Regions from separate parts of the Homo sapiens genome. Here all the other regions are linked to region 1. The links are chromatin loops, found by intact Hi-C in ENCODE. Cell type or tissue: mammary epithelial cell. All regions are shown on one strand.

The links. A loop is a pair of places that touch in the nucleus more often than their neighbours do. Peaks named below come from ENCODE experiments on the same cell type or tissue, not always from the same donor. Only the 100,000 strongest peaks of a DNase experiment are listed, where the experiment ranks them.
Region 2: it touches region 1 in a loop (6-fold over the local background); 23 of 110 quality-filtered maps call a loop at or near these places.
Region 3: a loop joins it to region 1, with 8 times the contacts of the local background. A loop is called at or near these places in 5 of 110 quality-filtered maps.
Region 4: it touches region 1 in a loop (20-fold over the local background); 15 of 110 quality-filtered maps call a loop at or near these places.
Region 5: it touches region 1 in a loop (6-fold over the local background); 4 of 110 quality-filtered maps call a loop at or near these places.

Annotation. Positions count from the first base shown.
Region 1 is chr2:62,772,371-62,777,370 of GRCh38, forward strand. The region is part of intron 5 of EHBP1 (EH domain binding protein 1); the gene reads left to right. Among named protein-coding and RNA genes, the nearest start is that of EHBP1, 69 kb to the left of the region's middle. In mammary epithelial cell, a CTCF peak has its summit at 2,888; no DNase peak of the experiment used is centred here; H3K27ac peaks cover 518 bases.
Region 2 is chr2:61,915,490-61,920,489 of GRCh38, forward strand. All of the region lies in intron 1 of COMMD1 (copper metabolism domain containing 1), which reads left to right. Among named protein-coding and RNA genes, the nearest start is that of COMMD1, 12 kb to the left of the region's middle. RefSeq lists an enhancer at 1,664-2,164. In mammary epithelial cell, a CTCF peak has its summit at 2,555 (motif pointing right); no DNase peak of the experiment used is centred here.
Region 3 is chr2:62,409,613-62,414,612 of GRCh38, forward strand. No RefSeq gene overlaps it. Among named protein-coding and RNA genes, the nearest start is that of TMEM17, 94 kb to the right of the region's middle. RefSeq lists enhancers at 21-110, 351-430, 1,362-2,121, 2,393-2,582. In mammary epithelial cell, CTCF peaks have their summits at 592 and 2,647 (motif pointing left); DNase peaks (open chromatin) are centred at 2,599 and 2,989; H3K27ac peaks cover 449 bases.
Region 4 is chr2:61,991,727-61,996,726 of GRCh38, forward strand. All of the region lies in intron 1 of COMMD1 (copper metabolism domain containing 1), which reads left to right. Among named protein-coding and RNA genes, the nearest start is that of COMMD1, 89 kb to the left of the region's middle. In mammary epithelial cell, a CTCF peak has its summit at 1,893 (motif pointing right); no DNase peak of the experiment used is centred here.
Region 5 is chr2:62,503,009-62,508,008 of GRCh38, forward strand. TMEM17 (transmembrane protein 17) reads right to left here and starts at 3,187. Exons shown (of 4, transcript NM_198276.3): 1 at 3,022-3,187. The coding sequence starts at 3,121. It also overlaps the pseudogene RPL37P13. RefSeq lists silencers at 2,086-2,380, 2,718-2,887, 3,098-3,367. In mammary epithelial cell, no CTCF peak of the experiment used is centred here; DNase peaks (open chromatin) are centred at 2,943 and 3,083; H3K4me3 peaks cover 1,376 bases; H3K27ac peaks cover 1,908 bases.

The DNA of each region.
Region 1 (5,000 bases):
ATGTTCATTTACTGGGAATTAAAGAAGACAGCCCATCCAAATATAGTGATTAATAATGTAGGCTTGGAATTCTTGGAAAATCTGTCAAATAAGGGAGTGGACATAGGATGAAATGGAAAATATGTTAACATTCCTTCTCTCCAAACATTTATTAATATATTAGATTCACAGAAATCTAATGAAAATAATACAGATGACAGGAGTCAGGTAAACCTGATTTCAAGTCCTGTCTCTTCTACTTACAAGCTCTGTGATCACTGGGAAATTTCTTAAATTCTCAGTCATACAATTATAGGGTTGCTTGAAGATTAAATAATTTTCAGTGAATATTAGCTTTTACCATTGCCATCATCATCATGACTGTTCATCGTGATAATTGTTAAAGTTCTAAAATGTCTTTATAACAGGCTTATCACATGCTTTGTGTAATATTCTTCCTTTCTATGCCTGACTTTGGTATGTATCTCAGTGACAAAAGGAATTTTTTGTTTATTCCCTGGCAGTAACTGGGCCATGTTTAGGACTAAAGAGCTGAGAAGTTTGGTAGTGAGATCAGGTCCATTATAGATTTACTTTCATATTATGAAGTTATGAGATTTCAGAAGGATTGTGAAATTGCTATATTCTTAATGCATGGGAAAGAGCACAGATGTACATGTTATGACCAAAGCATTTGAAATACATTAACTCAAGAGAATACACTAATTTATATACTCTAAATTAGGGCAACTGTCATAAATTATGAACTATATCAAAAGGATGAGTTTATGTAATTAAACCGAAACGAGACAAACAAAACAAAGGAAGTGCTATATTCTCACCTGGAAGATAGACGAGAATGGGGTAGATCTCCCTCTTCAGTTTTCAGGAGGACATTAATTTCTTTCTGCCAATATCAACTCCTGTATAGTGAGATTTGAGAATAATTTTTTTTTCTCTGTCTAGGTGTATTAACTCTTTTTACCTGCTCTGGAAAATCTAGGCCAGTTTTCTGAGATGTGTACAGGACCCCTACTTGCATAAGTAGATTTAACGAGGGAAAAGTTTTATTTCATTCATCTCTGTATCTACCACAATTTTTTTTTCAAACCATACTACCTTTGGGGTAGTAGCTTCTCAATAAATATTTATTGAAGGAGTGAGTGAATGAATGGTATAGTTAAACTCTGTGAACTGTTATAAATCCTGTAAGGATTATTCTTTTTAAGAGAAAAATACCTGTAATCCCAGCACTTTGAGAGGCCAAGGCAGGCAGATTGCCTGAGGTCGGGAGTTCGAGCCCAGTCTGGCCAACATGGTGAAACCCCATCTTTACTAAAAATACAAAACAATTAGTTGGGCTTGGTGGCGTGCGCCTGTAATCCCAGCTACTCGGGAGACTGAGGCAGGAGAATTGCTTGAACCAGGGAGATGGAGGTTGCAGTGAGCCGAGATCGCGCCACTGCACTCCAACCTAGGTGATACAGCAAGACTCCATCTCAAAAAAAAAAAAAAAAAAAAAAAAAAAAAAAAAAAGAGAGAGAGAAGAATAACGTGAGTAACATCCATCAACTATACAGAAGAAAATTTGAAAAGTAGACCCTAGAGGCAGTAAAACAGCATGTGAAGGATCCATATGCTGTTACAGTAGGAGCTCTTCTGATCAACTTTATTGAACTTGCATAAGCCAATCTCATGAGATTTGTCTGTATTACCATCTGTGGGATTAAATATTCTTAGGCTGGGCATAGTCTCTCACACCTGTAATCCCAGCACTTTGGGAGGCCAAGGCGGGTGGATCACTTGAGGTCAGGAGTTGGAGACCATTCTGGCCAACATGGTGAAACAGCGTCTCTACTAAAAATACAAAAATTAGCCAGGTATGGTGGTGCATGACTGTAATCCCAGCTACTCAGGAGGCTGAGGCTGAAAAATCACTTAAACCTGGGAGGCAGAGGTTGCAGTGAGCCAAGATCGTGCTACTGCACTCCAGCCTGAGCGACAGAGCAAGACTCTGTCTCAAAAAGAAAAAAAAAAAAAAGAGAGAAAAGAAAGGAAGAAAGAAATGTTCTTAGACATTTTCTTTAAACCAAAATTTGATATAAGTAGACGTTGCATTTTTCAAGTATTAGCAGTTTGCTTTACTTGACATAATCTAATGAGAGATTTTTAACCTTTTAAATAGATGATTCAGTATTCATTCATTCAGCACTTAAGTATTCATTGAGCGTGTATTATGTGCTAGATACTGTTCTAGGCATTGGAAATGGTGGTGTATAAAACATATGATTCAAGACCAGCCTGGGCAACACAAAGGAGACTCAGTCTACAAAAAAATAAAAAAAATTAACTGGACGTGGTGGCATATGCTTGTGGTCCTGACTGTTCAGGAGGCTGAGGTGGGAGGATTGCTTGAGCCCAGAAGGTCAAGGCTGCAGTGAGCTGTGATCGTGACACTGCACTCCAGCCTGGATGACTAAGTGAAACCCTGTCTCAAACAAAACAAAACAAAAAAAACCAGATAACAAGTTAACAAATCTCATCGCTGTGTAGTTTACACTCATATGTGTGTGTGTGAGAGAGAGGATAAAAATTACTGTATGAAAGATTTAGTATGTTAGATAAAATAAATACATAATGTATGCTAAATATATATAGTAGGTTACATAAATGCTCTATGGAGAAAAAAGGAAGAGGGATAAGGATCCCCCGTCTTTATGATTACATAGTTATAATGAGCCACCTTATTATTTCTAAAGTCTCCAAAAGAGAATTGGGGTATGCTTGTCAAATTTATTTAAAATATATTTTAATAAGAGAGTTGATGAAATGAATATTGTAAGGTATGGGAAAGTTTTAAAATAACCTTGGCATTCTATATATAAACCTCTCCTAGGTTATAGCTCCCCTCAGTGGTGAATGATGAAATTGACTTTTGCTGATCATTATGTAGCAATAACATGTTACAATGTTATACTTTCCCTTACATTTTAATGTGCTTTCACATTTCATGCAAAAGAATTAGTGAATTTCAAAGAGCTAAAGTTCTTCTCTTTGTCTTGTAAAACCTCGGTTTTGTTAGAAATTCTGTTGGTATATTGTCCTGACACTGAAAAGGTATGCTCTTTGAATGGAATTGTAATACCTTTCTTTTCTTTGCACATTGTGTTACAACCCCACAGTTAATAAAGAAATGTTGAGACTTTAACCGTAATGTCCAGTAGTAGCATTAGTAACAAAGAGTGAAGTTATATTTAATATAAAATATCCCAATAAAACAGAAGTCTCCAAATATATATCACTGTAACAAATTTATTGGACCCTTACTATGTACCAGGTACTATGTATAATAGAATGCTTTATACACATTATCTCATTTGCTCATTATAATAACTCTGGTGTGAGTCAGATATAACCCTATTTTACAGGTAAAGAAAGTGAGGTTTAGAGAGGTTAAGTAACTTGCCCACAGTTATATAGCTAACAGGTTGGGATTTTATCCAGTCTTGTCTTTCTCCAGGGCCTTTGCCCTTAACCCCTACTGCAATAACTAGCTACCTTAATAAGAAAGATGAAAAGAGATCATTTGAAATTGTAGAATCATAGGGAAGCTTTTAATCAGTCTTCTGTAGTGGTAAGTCTGTGAAGAATATATGTATCAGATTAGTGAAGGTAGTCTTTAATTATTGTTTATATACAGTTTAGAAGTTATTTGGGTTAATTATTTCACTACTGTTAGACATTATAAAATGGAATTCTAGAATTTATCAGTCACTAGAATTCTTAATATTTTTTCTCAAGGCAACCTTACTGCTTCTTTGTGCAAATTGACATAATGCTATTTTCATTTTATTGGTTCTCTTGTTTCTGATTTCTCCGTTTTGTCTGAGCTTTCTTCTTTGGACCAGAAACTTTAGAGTTGAAATTTTAGAGGTGGTTCTGCCACTTACTGGCTATGCAACCTTAGATAAGTCATTTAATATTTCACAGCTTCCATGTAGTCATGTATAAAATGATGGTATTAATATCTACTCCACAGGTTATTGAAGATTGGAAATAATGTATGTAAAGCATCTAGCTTGGTAAGGAGTAGCTATTTTTATAATGTTCCTTTCTAGAGGACACAGAAGAATATAAAGGAAAGAAAACTAGATTTCTAAATTTTATTGTTGCAGGATTTTAGTTTTTCCATTCCTTTCTACCACTTACACCTCTCAATGATTTCTAGACTTTACTGTTATCTCAAAGCAATGACAAGGCAACTTGTAACATCTCACTTGGACTAAACTTAAAATATTTTTCTTTTTATCTTTTGATTTAGGATATCTTCCCCTTATAAATTTAATCTAGGATTAACAACAAGTATTTCTTTTGGATCATTTACAATCCATTTACTTATTAGTGTAGATAAGAATGGATACTATAAAACACTATGTTTCATTTTTATCTACTGTAATAGAATAACATCTGTTCATCCAGACAGTTGACATTGTAGGGTTTTTTAAAAATATGAAGCCACAACAGTTATATTTAGGAAACAAAATTTTTTTTCTCTTCCTGGTGTTTTAGATTACCCAATTAAATCCAGAACCATTACATTTGTAAATTATATCCATAGGTTTTAGTTTCTTGTTTTTACATTTGAGACAAGGTCTTGCTCTGTCACCCAGGCTAGAGTGCAGTGTTGTGATCATGGCTCACTGCAACCTTGAACTCCTGGGCTCAAGCGATCGTCCTGCCTCAGCCTCCCCAGTAGCTGAGACTACAGGTGCACACCATTATACCTTGCTAATTTTCTATTTTGTAGAGACGGAGTCTCCCTTTGTTGACTAGGCTGTTTTGAACCGCTGAGCTCAAGCAGTACTCCCACCTCGGCCTCCCAGAGTGTTGAGATTACAGGCATGAGCTACCACACCCAGCTGGTGTTGGTTTTTAAAATCTAAAAAAATTTATTTTTCTGATTCCACTGTTTTATTTTAATACATTAAAAGCATATTGATGAAAGGCACCAATCAGATTGA
Region 2 (5,000 bases), 860 kb before region 1:
GATTAAAAATTTCTTAAGAGACATAGTCTCACTCTGTCACCCAGGCTGGAGTGCAGTGGCATGATCATGTCTCACTTGCAGCCTTGACCTCTTGGGCTCCAATGATCCTCCCACCTCAGCCTTTTGAGTAGCTGAAACTGTAAATGCTCACCACCATGCCTGCCTAATTTTTTTATTTTTATCTTTTTTTAGAGACAGAATCTCCCCATATCGTCCAGGGTGGTCTCAAATTCCTGGGCTTAAGCAACCCTCTCTCTTTAGCCTCCCAATTGCTGGGATTACAGGTATGAGCCACCACGCTTGGCCTTTTATAGCCTTTATTTAACTTATTTATTTTATTTAGTTTTTTTGATTATTAAAAATAAAATAGAGATGGGGTCTTATGTTGTCCAGGCTGGTTTTCAACTCCTGGGCTCAAGTGATCCTCCTGCCTCAGCCTCCTAAAGTGCTGGGATTACAGGCATGAGCCACTGCGCCCAGCCTATTTATTTATTTATTTGAGACAAGGTCTCACTATGTTGCCCAGGCTGGAGTGCAGTGGTGTGCACATGGTTTACTGCAGTCTTGACCTGTCGGGCTCAAGTGATTCTCCCACCTGAACCTCGATCTACAGGTGTGTGGCACCACTCCTGGCTAAATTTTTTGTATTTCTTTGTAGAGATGGGTTTCACCATGTTGCCCAGGCCGGTCTCAAACTCCTGGACTCAAGTGATCTTCCTGCCTTGGCATCCCAAAGTGCTGGGATTACAAGCCTGAACCACCACACCTGGTCTCTTCTGGCCTTTTAATTGAATTTTTCATTTAATCATGTTTTAAATTTCCAAGAGTTATCTTCTCTTAAGAACAATATACTACTATGTTTAGCCAACAGCCTTTTCTTTCTTTCAGACACAAGGTGGAGTATACTGTACATAACTTTCTGCATTTTGCTTTTTAAATTTTATTTATTAAAGATGAGGTCAAGCTCTGTTGACCAGGCTGGAGTGCAATGGCGTGATCATAGCTCACTGCAGCCTTGACTTCTGGGGCTCAAGCGATCTTCCTACTTCAGCCCCCTGAGTGGCTGGGACTACAGGTGTGTGCCAACATGCCCGGCTAATTTAAAAAAAAAATTTTTTTTAGCGACAGGGTCTCCCTATGTTGTCCAGGCTGGTTTTGAACTCCTGGGCTCAAGTGATCTATCCACCTCGGCCTCCCAAAGTGCTGGGATTACAGGCATAAGCCACCATGTCTGACCTGTATTTAGCTTTTTAAAAATTTAATCGTCTCAACTGTGATTTTAAAATGCAGTATTTGGAATGTAGTATTAGGAATTTAGTCCATTTGTACCCAGCACTCGAAGTTCTTTTTAGAGGATTTTGACAAACATTTTATTGCTAAGACATTTTGGGGTATGATGTAAATTGTGAAGAAGTTAAATGCCTTCATTTAACCTCTTTATATTTTAAATATTCCAGTAGTTTGGTGTTTTGCATATTGTAGTATTATTTTAAAAGCATAATTTGATCCTGCTTGCTAAATACCTGGGAAATTTTTATGGAAAGCAATTGCAGTAAAAACAGAAGCTTAGAAGTGCATTTGGGGCCGGACACAAAGGCTCATGCCTGTAATCCCAGCACTTTTGGAGGCCGAGGTGGGTGGATCACTTGAGGTCAGGAGTTTGAGACCAGCCTGGCCAACATGATGAAACCCCGTCTCTGCTAAGACTACAAAAAAAATTAGCCGGGTATGGTAGCGTGCACCTGTAATCCCAGTTACTGGGGAGGCTGAGGCAGGAGAATCGCTTGAACCCGGGAGGCGGAGGTTGCAGTGAGCCGAGATTGTGCCACTGTACTCCAGCCTGGGAGACAGAGCCAGACTCCAGTTTAAAAAAAAAAAAAAAGTGCATTTGGTATCAAGTTTACAAAATGGCTGAAGTTTACTATGCGTTAGTGATGAGTTTTTTAAAATCAAAGAATGGCATTATTAATGAATGGTATTAATATTATCATGTATTACCTTTTTGATATTTTAGAGTGAATTTAAGAAGAAACTTCGCTCATACTTTTTTTTTTTTGAGACGGAGTCTCGCTGTGTCTCCCAGGTTGGACTGCAGTGCCGTGATCTCGGCTCACTGCAAGCTCTGCCTCCCTGGTTCACGCTATTCTTCCGCCTCAGCCTCCGGAGTAGCTGGGACTACAGGCTCCCACCATCACGCCCGGCTAATTTTGTTTTTGCATTTTTAGTAGAGACGGGGTTTCACCGTGTTAGCCAGGATGGTCTTGATTTCCACTCCTCGTGATCCGCCCGCCTTGGCTTCCCAAAGTGCTGGGATTACAGGCGTGAGCCACTGCGCCCGGCCTCGCTTACACATTTTGGATAACATATGTTAATAAGAAGTTAACTTGAGTATAAAATAATGGATGTAGAATATATAGTCTTAAAGTGTTTATATTAGGAAACAGAAGAGACTGGTAACTTTTGACTTCTTAGGTCATACTTTTAGGTTTCATTTGTATTCTGTCTACATCCTTAACTATAAGCAGTAATTCTGTTTTTCTACTGTAGGTGGCAGTGGAATATTGGCTTGCCAATGCACTGATAAAGTATGCTAGAAGCAACATCATGTTGAAATGTTCTTTCTCTGGAATGTTTCTAGTTCAGAAAATGCTCAAAAGTTGGCTACTCAACAATAAAAATTTATTATCCAAAAAGATGTCTAAATATTTGACTTGATATTTTTAATTTAGAAATACCATTTTCTGGAAAATTTAAAGTTCTATAAATATATTCCTTTTAGTTCTCTAGTTTTTAAGCGACTAAGTTTTGCTAATTTCACTGAACATTTTTGAGACTTTAGATGGTAATACATGAGACATATTATTCATTCTCTGAAGAATAGACAAATGACTGATGTTACTTTTTTATAACACTGGACGTCATATGATAAAGCAGCAATTGCAGATTACCCACCTGGGATTTGTAGAGTATTTTAATAGACTCAGGTGACCTGTAATGAGGCCAAATGTCCTGTAAATCTTTTTTCTTAGTTTAGGGCAAAACCCATTCAATTAATCTATTTTTGGTTTTCCTTTTCTCAAAGCAGCTATTCTGGGCCTGGAAACTTGACTTGGGTTAAAGGAGTGGCTGGGTAAGGAGATTTTAAAGGAAATGTTTATCTTTGATTTACCTATTAAATACATACTAAACCCCTAATATGCTGAACCTTGCTCTATACACAAGGTAAATGTCACTGTCCCTATCTTATATATGATAAATGCCATGAGAAAGGTATAAATGATGCAGTCTGGTGGAGTGGATCCTTAAACTGCAGAAATATGAAAAAAAATCATGATTTTTTTGTCTTAATAAAACACCCACATTTTTAGCTCTATCTTAATGTAGAATGCAGTTTTTATAAATTTGGACTTCTGTTATGTGGTTCATCTTTGACAAAAATTTATGTTTCAAGTAAATGTTTAAAACAATAATTTTAGAAATTTGGAGATGGTTTCTGTTACCTGTGCTTTATTTGTAAGATTAACTTTTTTTTTTCTTTTGAGATGGAGTTTTGCTCTTGTTGCCCAGGCTGGAGTGCAATGGTGTGATCTCGGCTCACCGAAGACTCTGCCTCTCAGGTTTAAGCGATTCTCCTGCCTCAGCCTCCCGTGTAGCTGGGATTACAGGCATGCGCCACCATGCCCAGCTAATTTTGGATTTTTAGTAGAGACAGGGTTTCTCCATGTTGCTTCAGGCTGGTCTCGAACTCCCAAGCTCAGGTGATGTGCCCGCCTCGGCCTCCCAAAGTGCTGGGATTACAGGCGGGAGCCACCGTGCCTGGGCTCGGCCTCTTTTTTTTGTTTTTGAGGCAGCGTCTTGTTCAGTCTCCCAGACTGGAGTGCAGTGGTGCCATCGCAGCTCACTGCAGCCTCTGCCGCCCGGGCTCAAGCGATCCTCCCACCTCAGCCTCTCAAGTAGCTGAGACTACAGGCATGCACTACTACACCTAACTAATTTTTGTATTTTTTTTTTTTGTAGAGACAGGGTTTTGCCATGTCGATCAGGCTTCATCGCGTTTTTTTTTTTTTTTCATTGAGTAGAGAACCAGTTTTTATCTATTCACAGACAGGTTGATTTGACAAGTTTTATATAGTTTAATTTGGCTCAGCTTTGTCTTTACAAATAGATTGTGAGGTAGGAACTGGTGCCCTGAGTTTTGCTTCTTTTAAATGCCTTTATAACAGAGAATTGTTTTGCTTTAAAGCTGCATAGCACATAACTAAATAAATTTGAATATTTTCCTCCCTAAGTTGTATACCTCTACTATTGTCTCGTCTTTTACAGCTTCTCCAATAGTTCTTTAAAGGTCTAGTACAGACTGGGTGCAATGACGCATGCCTATAATCCCAGCACTTTGGGAGGCTGAGGTGGGAGGATTGCTTGAGGCCAGGAGTTCGAGACCAGCCTGGGCAACATAGGGAGCCCCTGTCTCTACAAAAAAATAAAAAAAATCAGCCAGGCATACTAGCCCATGTCTGTGGTCCCAGCTACTCAGGAGGCAGGAGGCCAAGGATCACTTGAGCCCCAGAGGTTGAGGATGTGCAGGAGGATCACTTGAAAAAGATCTAGTACAGCTAGTGCAGTATTTTTCTGTCTTTTCTCTTTTTCTTTATTATTATGTCATTTAAATTTCCACAGGCTCAGGAATATTCTCCTGTTTAGACCTATGAATTTCAGCTGGTAGTAGGGCTATGGTTATAAGAGATGACCTCTAAGCAATTCTGATTCTTGAGCAGTAATTTTTTTTTACACAAAAATGTTAATTTTTACAATGAAGTTGGATACTATGCTAATCAAGTACTCTTTCCCAGGAGAAGGTTCAATGGACCATCAACAGTACTGCAGAGAGAGTTCTAAAAATAAAGAGGGAAAGAAAGAACATACTTTTTTTTTTTTTTAAACTTTGTAATTGCTTCTGGAGACTCTCCCACACTTACATTTCTGAGTTGGCCAAAAGTGTT
Region 3 (5,000 bases), 360 kb before region 1:
CTCTTCTAAGTATGTTAGAAATATGAAGTCATTTAATCCTCACAACAACCTGCCTAGGAAGGTATTTTTACAGATAAGGATCCTGGGGCACAGAGAGGTGAAACAATTTGCCCAAGGCCACACAGTGCATGAGTGGCAGGGCCAGCCTGGCTCCATGCTCTGCCCTGAGATGAGAATGGACCCAGGGTCCATTTAGTGAGCATTCTGTGCCACCAGGGCACTGTTTCTTGGCCAGCACTCCTGGGGCTGGACAGGGTTGTGTATGTTGGTTTGGGCTGGGGGGAATCCAGGGGTCCATGTCCAAGCAGGGCATCAGCTCTTGAGGAAGCAAGGCCATGGCCTTACTAGAGAGAACTTCGTCTTCCAGGGCCAATCTCCACAGTCAGCTGAGGGTCTGCCTGAGCCCTGCCCAGGGTAGGAGGGGCTCTTGTGCGCAGGCTCATACCTGCTTCCTCACCCCTGCCAGGTTTGCCCCTATGTTTCCCACCTTCCTGGACCAGTGCCCCTCAACTAAGGGCAGTTTTGTCCCCCAGAAGACATCTGACAATGTCTAAAGGCATTTTTGATAGTCATGACTAGAAGGCTGCTACTGGCATCTAGTGAACAGAGGCCGGAGATGCTGCGAAACAGCCTACAATGCACAGAACAAAGCCTCACCACAAAGAATGGTCTGTCAGTAGTGCGGCGGTGAGAAGCCATGATCTAGGCCCACCTCACGGCATCCTTAAGGCTGAGAACCCCTCCCGTGTGATCTGTGTCTTGTTACAGCAGGGGTCCAGCGTCCTTGGAGGGCCACACCCATCCTCACTTTGGCGTCTCCCAGAGGCTACAACAGAAAGTGAAGGACTCAGTTTGTACTGCAGCCTCAAGTTCTTGGAAATAAAATAAGGATGTTGAGGTCCTGGTAAATGTGGTGGCCATTATTTTGCATCAGGCTCTGTGCTGAGCACTTTATATATTTTATCTTATGTCATTCTCATAAGCCAGTCTGTGATGCTATTATTATCCTTCTTTTATAGATTGGGAAACTGAGGCTTTAAAAAAGTAGCTTGCTCAAGGTCACACAGCTAATAAACCTGGTGACAGTCTGCTTTCTAGCCTAACCAGGCCCTGGTATACATACTTAGGAAAGTAAACATGGTAAATGCCCAGGGAGAGCCCACTCTTGGCCTGGCTTATGTCCTCCCCTGGGATCAGCACCCCTCACTCCACAGCACAGTTGCAGCTGAAGCTCTCAGGGCCAGCTAATTCTCTTCCCCTCTCTGGTTCTTACAGAAGGAAGGGGAAGAGTACAGAGAAGCAAGAGTAGGGTTAATTTTTGTGCAGGGACAGTTAAGACAGAGAGGAAGGGGCAGGGAAGAGATGGACAAGGGAGGGAGGCCTGGGAGCTTTTTATTATTTATTATAGCAGGGGAAAGAATGGGAGGTTTGTTTCTAAGCCATAAATACTCTCCTTTGATCCCTGTGTCTATCAGAGATAAATTAGTCACTCTTAGGCCTCAGAAATTAATGACTGTCCTAATGATCACCCTAAGTGACCTTGCAGCATTCCTAATTCTCACCACTCCCTGCAAAGTAGCTGTGTCAGGGTTTGGCAAGGTTTGGGGATGAGGCAGGACTGAGCGGGATGAAGGTGTAATTTCATTCCTCAGCCCCAGCCTCACTTTGCAGAGATGAAATTGGCCTCTACTCCTAAGGCCAGAGAACAGTCAGAACCAGATCCCAACTTCTGGGCTCTGCCCTCCCTGGCTTTGCTTCAAGCACAGGGATGGGGAGCACTGCGTAAGGAAGCTTCAGGGCCCTGTGGAATTCTGACCTGGGAGAGGGTGGATCCCCTAGGGGTGTGCAGGCCTGCGAGGGGCACCTGAAAGCAAGAGGGCATTTGGATCAGGTTAACATCTGACCTCTCAGCAGGCCCTGCCCATTCAGACTGGGGAAGAGCTTTGAAGTTTCCTTTGTGTGATGTTTTCATGGCCCTGATCCTACTGTACTGGAATTAGCCCGAGGCCCTGCCCCTTCCCTGGAGATTTGTTCCCCAACTGCAAAAGTCTTAGAAAAATACCGCAAGCTCCACCCACCATCCCCACACCACTGAATGCTTTTTCCTTAGGCTAAAATACCAGGGAGGAAAAGGCCTCAGAACCCCCACCAGGAGACATTCTGTGCGTGTTTACAGTTTCTCAAGTGGAAAGCAAGGACCCCTGGAACCAGATCTGAGGGCAGGTGCTTCCCAGATAAGCATGTTATGGGGTGGGGAGGATGGAGTAAGGGAGGGAGAAGCAAGATTGTCCCTGGAGGCTTCCCAAGCCACGGGCCAGGTCCAGAACAGCAAGGCTGTGGGTTCTGGCCAGAGAGAAGAGGAAGCTGGTGAAGCCAGGCCTTCCGGCCGTGCTCAGTGAGCAAACCATTGTGCCTAGTGTGGCCAAATATCCATCTCGGGGATCTCTCTCTGAGCACCAATGGCTTCTCCTATACTATTGCTCAAGTCCACCATAAAAGCAGTGTTTAAAAACGAAGGGAGAGGAAGACAAAAGAGAGGAAAGCGGAGAGAGAAACGGGAGGAGACGGAGAGAAGCAAGGAATCCCAAACTAGACTGCTAGATTCTGCTAGATTCGGCTTTTCAGAGTAAAGACTCTGAGCAATAGTGCCATCTTGTGGCTATGAGTAGGAATTACAATTAGTTTTCTCTCTCTCTCTCTCTCTCTCTCTCTCTCTCTCTCTCTCTCTCTCTCTCTCTCAATCTCTCTCCCCCCCTCCCTCCCTCCCTCTCTCTCTCTCTCTCTCTCTCTTTCTCTCCCCCTCCCTCCCTCCCTCTCTCTCTCTCTCTCTCTCTCTCTCTGTCGTCTACTCATGGTGTTTGCAACTGCAGGGGCACAAGCCATGGATTTTGTTTCCACCCGAGACAATTGCCTCTCCCCCGACACCTACACCCCAAACTACTCCAGACTCTGCACCCTCTTCTACACACCTCTGGGGTGAGTCCACATTTGCCCAGTAGAAATACCTGCTATCTGATGTTTGACTCAACTCTAAGACTCATTCAACAAATATTTATTGTGCTTTTATTATGTGCCAGGCACTGTCCTAAGATCTGCGGACCTGACTATAAATAAAAATGTCTCCTTTCATGCACTTTACATTTTAACTAGGGAGGCAAATATTAAACACATACATGTAAAATATAATGGGATGTAGTAACAAGTGCAATAAAGGAAAATAAGGCAGGGGATTCAGGGCTATTTCAGATAGGGTAATTGATGAGCTACAACTTTTTTTTTTTTTTTCAGAGATAAGGTCTTGGTGTGTTGCCCAGGCTGGTCTTGAACCCCTAGCCTTAAGCAGTCCTCCTGCCTCAGCCTTCCAAAGTGCTGGGATTACAGGTGTGAGCCACTGTGCCTGGTGCAGTCGCAACTTTTATCAGCACAGATATCTGCTAATATCTGTGCAAAGGCATAGATGAGGTGAGGGAGTAGGGCAGGTGAGTATCTGAGGGAAAAAGGACCTACAAACACAAAGACCAAAGCCGTCTGTCTGGATCTTCCCTGAGATGTGACTCCAGAGTAGCAGCCAAAGAATATGACACTCAGGAAGTCATCTAGGGTTCGAGGTGCTAAAGCCAACTTTTTTCTTTTTCCTTTTTTGAGACAAGGTCTTTCTCTGTTACCCAGGCTGGAATGCAGTGGCGCAAACACGGCTCACTGCAGCCTTGATCTCATGGACTCAATTGATCCTCCCACCTCAGCCTCCCTAGTAGCTGGGACTACAGGTGGGTGACCCCATGCCCGACTAATTTTTGTATTTTTTGTAGAGATGATTTTGCCATGTTGCCCAGCCTGGTCTTGAACTCCTGGACTCAAGTGATTCACCCGCCTTGGCCTCCCAAAGTGCTGGGATTGCAGGTGTGAGCCACCATACCCAGCCTAGAGCCAACATTTCTCTTTTTTTCTATGCTTAGCATCCAAAGCTATCTTTATCAAAATCCACCTGCTAAAGCCCCCGCTAGGACAGCATGTGGGGAGGCTCTAGGCCATTCTGGATTCAGGACCTTCTGGCTCCATTCTGAATACAAAAGCTGACTTTTGACGTGAGAAATCTGACACACTCTTCACTCTCTGAGCCCAGGATTTTCTTTGCCAAAGAGCTGGGCTTCTTTCTGTAGCCAGTGGTGATCCCACAAGCTTGCCTTTGCTTATATCAAAGACTCCAGATCTCCAGTTGAATGTCTCCACCAAGACATCAGAGTTGAAATTAAAAAGAGCATTTCTTTCAGAGAATAAGCCCAAGCTTTGGAGATCTGGTTTGTACCCAGTCCCTGTTCCAGGCCAGCCTGCTCTGTCCCTTGCTCATTTAATTTTCTAGGTTAACAAACAGAGCAAAGTTTCCAGGTGTGCTTGCAGAATATCACCTGGAACATTATTTGGAGGAGAGAGGCAGGGTGCTGAGCTTTTTCTGAAGCTTTTTCTGAAGGCTTATATTCTGTAGGTCAGGGAGCCAGTTACTTACAAGTAAAACTGTCCCCAACAAGATTGCTCTATCAGGGCCCATTTGGGGTTGGCTTTTCTAGCATATGAGTCTAGCATATGAATCAGGCCAGGTGTGGTGGCTCACACCGGTAATCCTAGTGCTTAGGGAGGCTAAAGGGAGCCGGTTGCTTGAGACCAGGGGTTTGAGATCAGCCTGGTCAACATAGTGAGACTCCATTGCTACAAAAAATTAAAAAATTACCCAGGCATGGTGGCACGTGCCTGTAGTCCTAGCTAATTGGGAGGCTGAGGCAGGAGGATTGCTTGAGCCCAGTAGTTCGAGGTTGCAGTGAGCCGTGATTGTGCCACTGTACTCCAGCCTGGGTGACAGAATGAGACCCTGTCTCTAAAAAAAATATAAAAATTAAAAAAAAAGTATGAATCAAGTATAGCCTGAGTGGACTCTGGGTGGACAAGGGGACTGGTTTCATCTGGTTACTTGACTCAGAAAGTCAAAAATAGGCTGGGCATGGTGG
Region 4 (5,000 bases), 780 kb before region 1:
CATCATATTGGGATTGCTAGTTGGGGAATTACAAACAGGTTAGTGCTGTTTGAGTGTCAAGTGCGGGAGGCAGGAAGTTGTAAGACACTAAAAGATAAGCAGGGCCTGTTGTGTTGAGTTTGAACTTCATGCTCAGTGATTCTCAAACATATCCAGCCCAGTGTTTCTTTTTTTGTAGTAAATATTTTCTAATGCTCCTTTATGATCCTTAAAAGGAATTCTTATAATTCACATATAATAAAATTAAAACATAATTTCTAATATGATGTCATAAATGTAGTACAAAGGAAAAGTATAAGAAATCTAAACATGATTTGAAATATATATTTTAAAATATAAATGCTTAAGCATTATATCATTAGAACACATAATGAATTAATCAGATGCTTGTACCTATACATGGTATTACTGTGAATGCACAGCAACAAATGCAGGTATATAAAATGTGTTGTATTGGTAGGTAAGATATTTTAAATGGTATTGTCACTGGTAATGAGATTTTTCAAAATACTTAACATCCTATTTGTAAAGTTCTGACCAAGTCAAAGTACAAGTTGTATTAATTGCATTCCTGGAAAACTTGGTGTTTATTAAAACCGTGAAAAAATACTTTTTTATGTAAAACAAAATACTTAATTTTTAGGCTGAAGTAATTATAAACAGGTTTTTCCACACAATGTCAGATGGGACATTGCAAAGTCATGTGAGACACAGGTCTTTTTGTCCTGTGGGATGTTCTTGGTCAGGGGTCTGCAAACATCAGCCCACAGGTGGTCACACTGCCTGTATTTATATAGCCCATGAGCTAAAAATGGTTTTTACATTTTTAAAGAGTTGTACGAAAAAGGGAAGAATATGCAGCAGAGGGTTACAACTTTTACAGAAAACTTGCCAACTCCCGTTTCTTGGGTATTGAAGGATGCCGAACATCCCTAGCTCATGCTCACTTAATGCGAACAGCACTCCCTCCAATCACTGTGAAACCAAATGTAGCCTCCACCATTTCTCAGGTGCCTTTGGGAGGGCAATACTACCTGGTTGAGAACCACTGTTTTGGTTTATCAGTTTTCAAATTTTTATTCCTCTGCGACACATTTAACAGATAGTAATACATGCATAATATAGTTCTATGCAGAGTTCCTGTGTTTTTAATTTTCTTTTTTTCTTCCATTCAAGTAAACAATTAAAATGAGGGAGGTAATTGTTTAATATAAGGATACTTTGAAAACCCTCTGATTTATACTTATAAAAATCTTTACAAACATTAATACTTGTACTACTACTACTGCTAACTATATTATGTACAACTTACCTTATACCTCATAGGAGAGTGCTTCACACCATCCTGCCTGACCACCACTGAAGCAAGTAATAGTCAGCCATGGGATAACTTTAAACAAGCAAGTGCCAGCATCCTATATTTATATTATAGATAGATCACTTTGATAGTGGTATAGAAGATAGACTTGAGGGAGTCCACACTTAGTTTAGGTTCAAGATAGTGAGGGCTTCTACCAGCTAGTAGGGACAGATCAGAGGGGACATATTATTAGAGAATTATTTCAGATGTAACAATCAGTAGAACTTGACAACTGAAAGTTACAGGCATTTGTTTTTCTTTTTCTTTTCGAACTCATTTTACTGCCAGAGGCATTTGTTTTTAACACTTTGTTGCCTGCCAGAATCACTTTGGAAGCTTTTTAACAATACCAGTGCCTAGGCTTTACTCCATAATTCCTGGAAATCAGAATTTCTGGGATAATAGCTGGGCGCTGATATTTTAAAATTGTACTTCAGGATTCTAATGTGCAGCCAGTGTTGAAAACCACTGATTCAAGATGTGGAAGAGAGAGAAGAATAAAGGATGAGTACCAGGCTGTCAGCCTAGGCTGCCAGTAGATGGAAGTAGTGTGCTGTGAACAGTATCTGTTTTATGGTAGCTATTCAAATATTTCTTAAGTGAAAATTGATGACTTTGAACCTAAACCAAAATCAATTTCTCATTTAATTTTTGATTGTTCTAAATTTGGATGAATTGACCCTAGTTCAAGATATTATTGACTGGAACCCAACCAAAATAACTTTTGTCACAGATGAAATTATATCAGAATGGATATCTCTTGATATTATTTGAGAAGAAGAATGATACAAATTACCTGAGTTGTGACATAATATTGTGAAGCAAGGTGTCAGTGGAAATAATTTGACTTAATTATAGTATATTATACAAAATAATTCCTTCCTTCCTTCCTTCCTTCTTTCCTTCTTTCTTTCTTTCTTGGCGGAGTCTCGCTCTGTCACCCAGGCTGAAGTGCAGTGGCGCAATCTTGGCTCACTGCAACCTTCGCCTCCCGGGTTCAAGCGATTCTCCTGCATCGGCCTCTCGAGTAGGTGGGATTACAGGCACCTGCCACCACCCCCGGCTAATTTTTGTATTGTTAGTGGAGATGGGATTTCTCCATGTTGGTCAGTCTGGTCATGAACTCCTGACCTCAGATGACCTGCCCACCTCAGCCTCCCAAAGTGCTGGATTACAGGTGTGAGCCACCACGCCCAGCCTGTATTTGTATTGATTGGCATAGCCAGAGGTTTGGGGTCCTGCTATCTGGTAAATAGGCAGATATTCAGTAAATGTTTATTGAATTGTAATGTGAAATATCTTTAATGTACCAGAAAGTTGTAATATTTACCATATAATTTTTTATATTAATGAAGAAATGAAAGACAGCTTGTTTTTCTTTCAGCTCCAGTCTCACTTGCTCTGCCTGTGTTCTACTTGGTGTTGTTACCTTTACATTCTTCTGTTCCCACTGCCACCACCCTCTTTTAGTCAAGACTCTTGGTTCCAAATGATAGGAATACAGCTTAAATTGAATAGTTGATGGAATTTTGGGTTGTCTGTAGGAAGGATGCTGAGATAGCATTATAGAATTGCAGGAAGGCCTGCAGGAACTAGGGTCTTGGGAACTATAAAACAGGGATATCACCCCATTAAAATCCACTCTCACTTCATTCTATTTTCTTGCAGACATGCTTTTGCCAAAAGGTCCAAGAAAATGCTGTCTGTAACTCCAGCCTCATGTCCTTCTTATACTATGACCCAAAAAGACAAGATCATTTCTCCTGCCCTAAATTGGGACCAGTCAGTGCGCCCAGAGAAAGGAGGATATTGTGATCTGTCTGGTTTGGAGCTTATGCCAGTCCCCATGGCCACTAGCAGATAGGGGCATAGCAAAGAAGAGGCAAGGGGAGGCTTACCCTGGGGACTAAGTTATTAACTGCTGCTGTCCTCTCCTAGGCTCCATTGCCCTAGCCCTCTGAAAATTTTTCACTTCAGTCCAACTACTTACTGTTATCAGATTCAGCTTAAAATTTTTTTTTCATTAAAAACATTTTTAAAAGAGAGACAGGGTTTTGCTGTGTTTTCCAGGCTGGTCATTGTCAACCTCCAGGGCTTGAACAATACTCCTGCCTCAGCCTCTGGAGTAGCTGGGACTGCAGGCGTGTGACACCACACTGGCCAGATTCAGCGTTCTAAACCACACGTTGCATCATGATTTCCCAGTTACCTAGCCTTTAGTGGCCCCTCATTACGTATATATAACAATGTCTAAACTTGATGTACTTTAATCTGGCTCCAGACTGCCTTCTCAATCTTATCTCTCAGTTTTTCTATTCACTGTTAAACTGAGCTAGTTGGCCTTCTAAGTTCTGAGAACACTTACATATTCCTCACTCAGTCATCTAAACTTTAAGTAAAAAATTTGTGGTAATACTCTTCAAATCATTGTTTGATGTCTCAGGATCTCTGAAGGCCAGCAACTGAAGCATTGTAGCTACTCATTAGGGACTGGCATCTCTGTATCATTGTTGACAGAATGTACCAGTTTACATTTTTTTCAGTGGTAGTGATACCGAGTCTACTTCTCTGTGTAGTCACTTGTGACAGCTAATCAGAGGGAAACCTGGCTTAACTGTTGAGGCTTTGGCCCTGCACTTATCTCATGGTGCTTTCAGAAAAATCAGTTGACTGCTTGAAGCTTCAGTTTCCTTTTCTGTAAGTTGAGAGTGAAGAGCACTATAATACTATCATCTACCTCATTGCCTTTGAAAATTGATTATGAGGGTCAAGTGCAGTAATACAGACATACCTCGGAAATACCTTGGGTTTGGTTCCAGGTGGCCACAATAAAGTGAATAATGCAATTAAGCGAGTCACATGAATTTTTTTGTTTCCTAGTGCATTAAAGTTGTGTTTATACTATACCATACCATATCATACTACACTATATTAAGTGTGTAAGAACACTGTGTCTTTAAAAGCAGTATACATACTTTAATTAAGGGATACTTTATTACTATTCAAGAGGCTGAAGTCAGAGGATTACTTGAGCCCAGGAGTTTGAGGCTGCAGTGAGCTATGGTTGTGCTCCTGCACTCCAGCCTGAGTAACAGAGACCCCATCTCCCAAAAAAAACCTAAAAACTTTATTGCTAAAAAATGCTAATGATTACCTGAGCCTTCATCTAGTCATATTCTTTTTGCTGGTGGAGGGTCTTGCCTTGATGTCTTGTTTTTGTTTTCTAAATGTGTGTGTGTGTGTGTGTGTGTGTGTGTGTGTGTGTGTGTGTCAGAAGTGGGATTTGAATTGCCTTGATGTCAGTGGCTGCTTACTGATCAGAGTGGTGATTGCTGAAAGTTGGGGTGGCTGTGGCAATTTCTTAAATAACACAACAATGAGATTGTTGCATCCGTGGACTCTCCCTTTCATGAAAGATTTCTCTGTAGCATGTGATGCTGTTTGATAGCATTTTACCCACAGTAGAACCTCTTTCCAAATTGGAGTCAGTTCTCTCCAACCCTGCTGCTGCTTTATCAACTAAGTTTCTGTAATGTTCTAAGTCCTTTGTTGTCACTTCAACAATGTTCACAACATCTTTACTAGGACTAGATACCAAGAAACCACTTTGTTTACTCCTCCATAAGGAGTAACTTCTTAT
Region 5 (5,000 bases), 270 kb before region 1:
TTATTTTACCATTTTGCCATTACAGTCTTCTGACTTTTTGGCATATACTACTGGTATAGATTTAATGTAGAATATCAACATAAATCCTATTCAACAGATAATTATCATTGCCTCTTTTGTAGAATTCTATGTAAATAGCATATAAAATTAATGCATAAAATAAATAAAAATGAATCTCCCACAGATAAACTAATCTTATACAAAAACGGATTACCAAGGTTATAATTAGACACATCTCTCTTTTCAGCATACCCTAATCTTAGCCATTCTTTAAAGTCCAATTCAGTGTCATCTTTTCCATCAATACTTCCTTCATCAGTTCCCCCACCTCAGCAGAAATACCTTTCCCCTTTAGGTACTTACCACTCTAAACTGTCAATAAGAAGTGCTAGCAAAGAACCACACTCCCCTCCCCAAAAAACAGTCTGGTGTACTGAACAGATCATGGGCTTCAGAGTTCAAGCAAATCCGAGCTCCCCAAACCTCTGTGACCCTGGATGTCAGACTTGACATGAATTATTTAAACTCTTTGAGCTTCTATTTCTTCATCTGTAAAATAGTGAAATTAAAACTTCCTCACAGGCTGTTTGTGAGAATTAGAGCCAATATAAATTATTTCATCCTAGCACTGTGCCTGGCACACTTAGTAGGCACTCAACAAATATTAGTCCTCTTTCCTTCTTCTCTTCTACTTATCTACAGGCTCATTGCAAGCACACACCATGTCCTACCCTAATTTGAGACCCTCATAGAATCTAGCATCTTGCTTTCCACGCAGTGAATATCAAATACACATAAGAATGAATTAATGAAAGTATACTGTCATAAGGACATTACTAGCATAGCCATTTGTGATACATGAGTTCCATTTACCTAAGGTTGATTCCATAACACTTTCTGCTTTTATGTAAGAGAGCAGGGTCCTAGATTAAGAATTTGATTTTTAAAATTGAGCCCTACAAAATACATCCTAAATTTGACTAAATTCTTAAGAGCAGACACATATATTGAAATCAGTTGCTGTACACGTAAGATTTTAAAGGCTCTAAAATAAATGTCTTAAAAACATTATTTTCTCCTTTTCTCCATAGCTGAGTGTTTTTATCTGTCACTTAATTATTTTAAAATATAAGAAATAGTCATGGTCTCTCACAGCAAAATAGTTTCTTTTAGCTCCAAGAATATGCCTGATTATTATGATCTACTTTTGCTTGCAACTGTTTATTAAATTACCACTGATAAAGGAATGAATTCTTAAAATCTGTTAAATCTGAAGACAACTCACCAGCCTAGGATCTTTTCGATAGCAACAGTACAAAGCTGCGGACATGGTAATGACATAAACTTGTTATTACAGTACAAATAATCAAACCTACTTCCAATCCACAAAGAAGAAAATTTGGGAAAGAATAATAAATTGGGCAAGCTGAACATTTCAGTACCTTTGAGAAGAAACTGTAGTCAAATTTTGCAAAGAATGGTTTTCATGTTAGAAGTATTGTGTGTTAACATCTTAAAGGTTATGCTATGTCCATATTTCAGCAGATCAAACTTATAATCATGGAAATGAAAATCAAATTAATATGTAAATGAACCTTAAAAGCGTAAGACATAAACTTACTAAATTTTGCAAAAGTTCAAGTTGAGTTCTGTAAATGGAATTTAAATTAAAACATACAATATAAATCAGGGATAGGTAAACAACTGGCCAGCTGCCTGTTTTTGTACAGTCAATGAGCTAAAAATGTTTTTTCACGTTTAAATGGTTAAAAAAGTAATATTTTTTCCACACGTGAAATCCATATGAAATACAAATTTCAGTGTCCATAAAGTTTTATTGGAACACAGCCCTGCCTATTCAATAACTATTGTCAATGGCTGCCGTGGAGACCATATGGCCTACAAAGTCTAAAATATTTACTATCTGGTCCTTTTCAGAAAACGTCTTTTTACCTTGTATTATCAGACGTTAGTGCTCATTAAGCCTCATCCTTGGAACCAGAAACGTGAAAACCTATTTTTTTCACATTTTTCTCTGTACATCCTAAATCATAAAGGCCTACATTTGGGAAATAGGCAAGTGATCAAGGTGACAAAATGCAGCTTTGGGAACTGCCTTTACTTTTCTCTGTCCCTTTTAAAAATTCTCTAAAACCAAGCAGAGGAAAAGATTGATATTTCCCAGCAGAGTTGAATGATGAAAACCACATGGGTTTGGTTGACAGTGTGTTGTCTACCATCATGATGTAGGAGGAGGAAACTGTTCTGGAGGAAACTGTGTTATCACTTGACATCAAGTTAAAGGACGCAGAAGCATCATGGTATTTTGTTACCTTATGATAAGAGTTACATATAGGGGAGGAGGAGAAGGCAGGGAAGGGGTGAGTTTTGTTGAACGCCCGGCTAGTATGGCACATGCCAGTGGGAGTGGATGGTGGTTTGAAAGGACTCATTAACTTTTTTTTTTAATGTCTTCTACGAGAAAATGGCCTTGCTTAGGAACATACTTGTTCTGCTAGGAAAAGGGAAAAGGCAAATTTGTTCCCTGGGGTGGGGGTGGGGACGGGGGAGGTGGGATTGCTTGGGCTATTCCTCGTCATCCTGGACAGAAAAGCCGGGGCGGGCGCCGCAGAGGCAAAACAACTTGGGCCTTCGCTCTCGCGGCGCGCGGGGGACCAGCCTGTGCAGCAAGGGCGGCTTTTATCTTTTTATTTTTGGGGTTTCTCCGGGACAATGATGGGCCTTGCGCGGCACAGAGATCGGCCCCACGTCAGCTGCCGCGCTTGCAACAAGCTGGCCAGGGAGCACCACGCGGAGACCAGGCCCGGCCGGGGGCGGGAGGCCGCCAGCGCCTCAGCTCCCTGTCCGGCCCGGCCCCTCCTCCAAGGCGCTCTCCCGCACTGCGGAGAACTGGCTGAAGGCGACATCGCCATTTTAGGTACGGGCAAATTCTGGACGCTCCAAAATCCACGCCAAGCCCTCGGCAGGCCACACCCCCTGCACCGGGCCTCGGTCACTCACCCGGACCCTCATTGGACTCTGGACCGGTCCGATTGGAATCACTGAACACGGCCCGGCTGAAGTTTCCCAGCCGCTGGCGCACCGGATCCGGCAGCTCCATGCCTGGGCCTCAGTATCCCTCACCCCCTCAGACACGGGCTAGTCTGCGGGCGCTCCGAGGCTCCGTGGTTCCCACGGCAACCGGGCGGCGCGAGGCCGGCGGGACCCGGGAGCGCGCGGGGCTGCCCGGCTGGGCTGGGTCTCGTCCGGAGCCCGCGCAACCTGGAAGGGACCGGCGCGCTCAGAGCGCGTTCCAGGCCCAGGGAGCCGCGCGCCTCGGCCGTGTACAAAACGGCAGATCCCTTAGTTCTGCTTTGAGCTCGACCATCCTAAAAACAAACCTATACTAAGAAATGAGCTGGGGTTGGACTGCGATACAAGGAGCCCTCACATTTGCCAGTGGAACTGTAAATCGGTACAACCTTTCTGGAGAGAAATAGAGAACGAATGCAGAGCTTAAAGAATGTCTAGAGGTGTAGGGGTGTGTGTGAGAGAGAGAGACATCATGTGACTGATTATTTTTTAATAAGAAAACAGCAATGGGCAACTGATTAAATGTACTGGAGCACATACATTCAATGGAGTATGTTTCAGCTGCTTATAAAATGCTTGCAAAGGATATTGAATGGTATAGTTTAACTTTATGTAAAAATACAGCAGAAATAAAACTAAATGAGAATGAACCTAATTTAGCAAAATTTATGTGTATGAGTGGAGGGGAGGAGAGAGCGTGTGCACACTGGCTTGAAAAAAAGAACTGGAAAAAAGTCCAAAATGTTAACAGTCGTTTTCACTGGATAGTGGGATTGTAGGTGATTCAAAAATTTTTAAACGTCTTATTTTCTAGCTTTCTCTCAAGATATATTACTTAAAAAAAACTAAGTGTAATACACATACAGAAAAATTGTACACCTTTTGTAAGTAATATATATTACTTAAGAAATAAGTGTAATATATATACATAGACTGAAATCTGTATGTGTAATCAGCACCCTGTTCAAGAAACTTTACAATATTCCCAGAAACTCCCCCTTCCTATTTCCTTTCAGTCACTAAACCCACTCCTCACTCATAACTGACCTTTCCTGAATTCTAACAGCAAAGGAGAGTTTTGCCTTTTTTTTTTTAAATCAGAACATTTATTGTGTGACTAATCTAAAATTTTTTTTTTTTTTTTTTTTTTTAGACAGAATCTTGCTCTGTCACCCAGGCTGGAGTGCAATGGCACAATCTCGGCTCACTGCAACCTCCGCCTCCTGGGTTCAAGTGATTCTCCTGCCTCAGCCTACCGAGTGGCTGGGATTACAGGTGCCCGCCACCACACTCGGCTAATTATTGTATTTTTAGTAGAGACAGGGTTTCGCCATGTTGGCCAGGCTGGTCTCGAACTCCTGACCTCAAGTGATCCACCCGCCTTGGCCTCCCAAAGTGCTGGGATTACAGGTGTGAGCCACCGTACCTGGCCTGAAATTCTTAAGATGAACTGGATGCTGCAGCAGCTGTCCTCTTGGGTTTAGGTGGCATTCCTTTAAAAAATCCATGCCTTAACCTGCTGTACACAATTTTTAAGTGCCTCATTCGACCAGTCCCACTGGTATATTTTTTAGCCTCGGCACTCCAATTATACTTTATCTTGGCTTGGGAGGGTAGCCGCGTTTGCCACAGGCGGACTTTTGAAGGAGTTAGAGTCACAGGGCAGCACTAGCTGTGCATCTTATCGCACCACTTTCTAGATGATGACACTCCCTTTGTCATCTTGCTTCTGTTTTGCATATTTATATAAAAGCAATCATACTGTAAGTACTTTTTTAAAAAACTGGCTTTGTCTTCAACATTACTTTCATGAAATTCCTTCATGTCATTGAGTGTAGATTCTTTTGCCTTGCTCTTTGTGATCATACCACAATAAGCTTACTCATTCTACTGTTGATGAGTGTCTG